2 separate regions of the Homo sapiens genome follow, and region 2 is linked to region 1. A link is a loop called in an ENCODE intact Hi-C map of the cell type or tissue named here. Cell type or tissue: MCF 10A. All regions are shown on one strand. Each heading gives the region's core, and the rest is flanking DNA. Links, peaks and the distances in the headings are about the cores only.

Region 1 (2,915 bases), core at 215-2,714:
GCTGTGTCCCACCCCTCAACCCCTTTGTGTTATGATCACGCATCCACTACTGTACTCATCACACTGAATGGTGGGGATGTGTTCACATGGCAATTTCCTCGCCCTGAATGCAGCCTTGAGGGTGGGGGCTGAGGTGGCCAGGCTCACTGCCTGGCACAGAACACCCTGAATCAATAACTGTGGAATGGAGGAACAAGCCTGTTTGTCAGTTTTGAAAAGACTTAGGGCTTTCTCATTATGCCAAAGTTCTGCTGAGTTTGGAGTGGATGCAGGGACACTTAGAAGGAAGTTGAAGTATTCTTGACAAATACTCCAGACACACCCTGGGGAGACCAGGAAACAGCTACCCTGGTTGACTAGTCAGGTAGGCAGAAAAGATGTTTAAGGGAAACTGTATTTTACAGTCAGTTGGCTTTGTTGGGAAAACCAAGGAGACAGATGAAGGCTGCAGCCATCTCTCCTGAATTCCGAAGCTTGTCATGATTAGAAAGGTCAGCACTGATCAGCCAGGTCACTTCCCTTTTCATATTGGAAAAGTGTAGGTTTGGTGCAGGGGTCTCCTAGGACACCAGGGCAGAGGGAGGGTGGGGCTGTGTGCAGGGGACTGCCTCGGAAGGATGCCCATGGAGACAAATGCTATGCCTCTGCTCTATATCCCAGTGCCTGGCAAACAGTGGCAGAGGGGGGCTTAGTGAAAATCAATTGGACAAGCTTGTTTAGGAGCCAGTTGTTCTGGGTGGGTAGATAGCAACCATCTACCTTGTGTGCTTTGTTAATGAAGCCATGGGTTCAAGATCATCTATCTTGAGGTAAACAGGCTTCTGCTGAAAGGGGCTCCTGGATGCAGATGGGGGAGACACAGGAGGAAGCCCCATCTAGTGGGAAGGCTGAGCCCTGAGGAGCACGCATACTGTGCTTGCATGGTCACTGCAGGCTGGGTACAGAGAGGAGCAGTGGCGCCTGCAAAGTCCCCCAGTTTCAATGAAGTGTGTCTTCCCAGGCTGTCAGCCACCGCCGTGTCTAGGCAAGTCTGATGTGAGAGAGACAGGTCAGGAGATGTCATGGTGCCAGACACAGCGGAAGGCTTTTACTGTCATTAGCTTTCACTCTCAGAACACCCCTGTGAGGTCAGTCCTCTTCTGGGCCCCATTTTATCAGTTGAAAATTGGCAGCACAGGTGGATGAGTAATGTGCCGAGACACAGGCCATCTGACTCACGCTCATGAGTTCTTCATCCACTTGGCTGTGTGGCTTTGGTGCTTGGAGGTCTGAGGGCTTCCTCTGTGGCCTTCTCTTTCCATAGTCCCTCTGACCTGTGTGCAGGGTCAATGTAGGTGTCCTCCCTTGGGTAAGGGGGACTTTTCAGCCCCAAGTACAGAGGGCTGGGCACCCTTTATCTCTTCTTTCTCTAGACATTCTGACCTGTGTCCTTAAGAGCTCTTGCTGGGGCTATTGCAGTAGCCTGTTGGCAAATCCCCTCACCCGGTGTTGACACCAGCTCCTGATCCCCCAAATTGCTCCCTGAGTCAACCTTTAGAAATGTAGCTCTTCCAGGCCGGGCATGGTGGCTCACACCTATAATCCCAGCACTTTGGGAGGCCGAGGCAGGCGGATCACAAGGTCAGGAGTTCAAGACCAGCCTGGCCAACATGATGAAACCCCATCTCTACTAAAAATACAAAAAATTAGCCAGGCATGGTGGTGCATGCCTCTAATCCCAGCTACTTGGGAGGCTGAGGCAGGAGAATCGCTTGAACCCAGGAGGCAGAGGTTGCAGTGAGTGGAGATCATGCCACTGCACTCCAGCCTGGGCGACAGTGTGAAACTCTGTCTCAAGAAAAAAGAAAAAAAAAAAAAAAAGAAATGTTGCTCTTCCCCATAGTAGGAATTCATTAGATAGTTGTCTAATGGGTCATCCTCCTGCTTTACATTCTCTTTGCCTGGGGTCAAATGTACCAGTGCAGCTTGGCTTTTGAGGCCCTGGGTGTGTGGACCTTGCACTCTCTGCCACACACAAGGGTGCCTGCCCAGGACACATGTGTCCTGCTGTCCTGGTCCCACTGCTGACTGTGTTTCCTTTCCCCCTTTCCCAGCAGAGTGGGGTCCTCAACACAGGCGAGTGCTGGCCCCTGTGCACATGCCTCCACCCCAGTCTTGTCATGAAGGGCTCTTGGCCTGTGTTGAATCCATCTCATATCTCCCAAGCCCAAACAATGGGACCTCAGGCAGAAAAACACCTGGAATGGTTTGCGCCACACATGCATACCAACCTCTCTGAAGTGAGGCATGCTCTTTTATTCATTTTATTTGTTAAATGCAGTTCACAACACACTAATTTGGTTTTATAACCTGCAGCTCCTCACAACACCCTTATCACGTTCATATTATTATTCTCTCCCACTTTATATGTGATGAAACTGACACACAGAGAGATGAAGTAATTTACTGCACCACTAGGAAGTGACAGAACCAGGATCTGAACCCAGGCAGGTGGACCCAGAGCCTGTGTGCCGAGACCCCATGAATGTAGCTTTAATGATTGATCAGGGCTCCAGGGGCTGGGTGACTCATAGCACAAGAGGCCATACTGAGTGGCTTCAGGGGTGGCTTCAAGCTCCTCACCTTTGGGAAGTGGAGGCAGGAAGAAAGAGCTGAAGCATTCACCATCCCCTCCAGTGTCCAGCCTCAGCTGCAGGTGGCTCTGCCCAGAGCCCTCCTCTCACCCCTGCAGGAGCCAGGGGACAGTGGGCTTGTGCTGAGGTGAGGGGTGTTGGGACCCTTACCTCACCTGTGGTTTGTGCTCAGGAATGGGGCTGGGACCTGGAAAGGAAGCTGGTAGAGCCCCAGCAGAGCAGGGAGGGCACCAGAGCAGCATCCAGGAGGAATGGTGGTCACGTGGGCAGTCCTGGGCCACG
Region 2 (2,915 bases), core at 96-2,595, 160 kb before region 1:
CTATGATAATTTTTTTTTCTTTTTCTTTTTCTTTTTTTTTTTTTTGAGATGGAGTCTCACTCTGTTGCCCAGGCTGAAATGCAGTGGCACTCTTTCAGCTCACTGCAACCTCCACCTCCTGGGTTCAAGTGATTCTCCTGCCTCAGCCTCCCGAGTAACTGGGATTGTAGGCAACCATCACCACACCCGGCTAATTTTTTGTATATTTAGTAGAGATGGGGTTTCACTATGTTGGCCAGGCTTGTCTCAAACTCCTGACCTCAGGTGATCCACTTGCTTTGGCCTCCCAAAGTGCTGGGATTACAGGTGTGAGCCACCATGCCTGGCCCATACCTATGATAAAGTTTAATTTATAAATTAGGCCTAGTAAGAGATTAACAACAATAAGTAAGACTATAAAAGAAAAATTATAATAATAGACTGTAATCAAAGCTATGAAAATGTGGCCAAAGCATCTATAAACAAAGTTAAGACAAGTGACAGACTGGGAGAAATGTTGCAACATTTACAACCTACAAAATATTCTTATTCAGAATATGTACAGAGTTTATGTGAATTCAAGCAAAATATAAACAACCTGATAGAAAAATGAGCAAAGTCTATCAATAGGCAATTTGTAGAAAAAGAATACAAAATAAGAAACATATAAAAAGAAACATATAAAAACATATAAAAAGATTTTCAGGCCGGGTGCGGTGGTTCATGCCTATAATCCCAGCACTTTGGGAGGCCAAGGCGGGCAGATCACTTGAGGTCAGGAGTTCAAGACCAGCCTAGTCAACATGATGAAACCCTGTCTTTACTAAAAATACAAAAATTAGCTGGGCATGGTGGTGTGTGCCTATAGTCCCAGCTACTTGGAAAGCTGAGGCAGGAGAATAGCTTGAATCCAGGAGGCAGAGTTTGCAGTGAGCCAAGATCACGCCATCGCATTCCAGCCTAGGTGACAGAGCGAGACTCCACCTCAAAAAAAGAGAGATTTTCAAACTCGCTTATCAGTTTTATGCTAACTAAAACAAAATGTGATTTTTCACCTATCAGACTGGCATAAATGAAAGAAAACTGATAATAAATCTTGGCAAGGATGTAAGGGAGTGGGAACTCAAAAACACTAATGAGGAAGTATTCAGTGGAACGGTCTTACTAGATATTTATTATACATATTAAACTGCAAAGAATATATATCTTTTGACCCATTGTTAAACTTAATTTAGAAATCAGGCTGGGCATGGTGGCTCACTCCCATAATCCCAGCACTTGGGAGGCCAAGGTGGGGGATGATGAGGTCAGGAGTTCAAGACCAGCCTGGCCAACATGATGAAACTCCATCTCTACTAAAAATAAAAAAATTAGCGAGGCATGGTGGTGGGAGCCTGTAATCCCAGCTACTCAGGAGGCTGAGGCAGAAGAATTGCTTGAACCTGGGAGGTGGAGGTTGCAGTGAGCTGAGATCCAGCCACTGCACTCTAGCCTTGGTGACAGAGCAAGACTCCATCTTGAAAAAAAAAAAAAAAAAGAAAAAAAGAAAGAAAGAAAGAAAGAAAGAGAAATCAATGTTACCATAGTAGTTTTGCATGTACTAAAGGGAATATATAGGAGGACTCTTTTCTCCTTTTTTTTCTGTAAATGTCAAAAGAAATGGAAATGTTCATTCAATGGGAGAGAAGTGACATACAGTCACCATACATCCCTATAATGAATACAACATACCCATGAAAAAGAATGAGGTGGTCCTACACATACTGAGTTTAAATAAAAATCTTCAAGACAAGGGAAAAAAAGAAACAAGTCGTGGAACTATATTCTAGTGTGATCCATTTCATATTTTTATGTATATGTTTGTAGAAGCATATGGATATAAATACATAAACAATTTTGTAAAAATGTTTGCCAAACTGGCCAGTAGTTATCTCTGGAAGGAAAAAAAAGAGGTGAGGTTGGGGCAGGTGGAAGGGGGCTTTTCACATTTTGTTCTGTATCCTTCTGTATCATTTAAGTTCTGTACAACTAGAATAAATAAAAACTTCCATGTTCTGACACACACACACACACACACACACACACACACACACACACGCCACAGGCATGGGAAAAAAAGAAAGGTGTCTGTTTCTGAAGATCTCTGCAAAGCCTACAGCCACTGCCACTAATCCTCTCAGGCTTCTGAGAATGGCAGCCACCCTCATGGGAGCGTTGATTGCCCCAAATGTTTGCTTTAATCAATGCAATTAGCAGAACACCAATTAGGCTGGAAGGCTGAAAGGCTCTGAAGCCTTTTGATTTGCAAGAGCCTTGTTCCTGCCTGCTGCTCTGTGTCAGGCTTTCCATCTTTCTTAATCGGTGACTCTGACTTGTAAACTTTTCCACTATTACCCCAAACTGCAGCTTCTCCTTTTCCCTAGCTCACTGAGAAGTTCCACTGTGCCCAAGTCACTAAAGCCAGACACCTGTGAGTTATCTATGTCTCCACCCTCATATCTGGTCAACCACTAAACCCCGTGGAGCTGATCCCCGTAAGTCTCTCAAATCTGGCCACCTTACTCCGTCTCTACTGCAAGTACATTACTGCCTCTCACCCGGAATTTGAATTTTGAAAAACAGAAGAGCCTTGAAGAGACAGTTCCTCTATGGCTCAGCCCTGCTTCCTGAAGTAAATTTTCAGCTTTCCTCTGATTCTGTGAGTTGCCTTATATACAACCTTCATATCAACTCGTTTTCGGCTGAAGCTAGCCAGGTCATTTTTGGTGCTTGTGTCCAAAGAATTCCCAATGAACCCTGCCCTTCTGCACCAGATAAAATCTTACTCATCCTTCAGGATCCAAGTCAAGTGTCCATTTACTCACTCAGTCATTCATTCAACAAATATTTACTGAAAAATACCATGATAGTGCTGTGTTAAGTGCTGAAGATTCTTG

The links. Hi-C counts contacts between places; a loop is a spot of excess contacts. Peaks named below come from ENCODE experiments on the same cell type or tissue, not always from the same donor. Only the 100,000 strongest peaks of a DNase experiment are listed, where the experiment ranks them.
Region 2: it touches region 1 in a loop (4-fold over the local background); 18 of 110 quality-filtered maps call a loop at or near these places.

What each region holds. Positions count from the first base shown.
Region 1 is chr10:49,600,227-49,603,141 of GRCh38, reverse strand. No RefSeq gene overlaps it. Among named protein-coding and RNA genes, the nearest start is that of SLC18A3, 8.6 kb to the left of the region's middle. In MCF 10A, for the core only: no CTCF peak of the experiment used is centred there; a DNase peak (open chromatin) is centred at 1,181.
Region 2 is chr10:49,763,359-49,766,273 of GRCh38, reverse strand. No RefSeq gene overlaps it. Among named protein-coding and RNA genes, the nearest start is that of OGDHL, 2.5 kb to the right of the region's middle. In MCF 10A, for the core only: no CTCF peak of the experiment used is centred there; no DNase peak of the experiment used is centred there.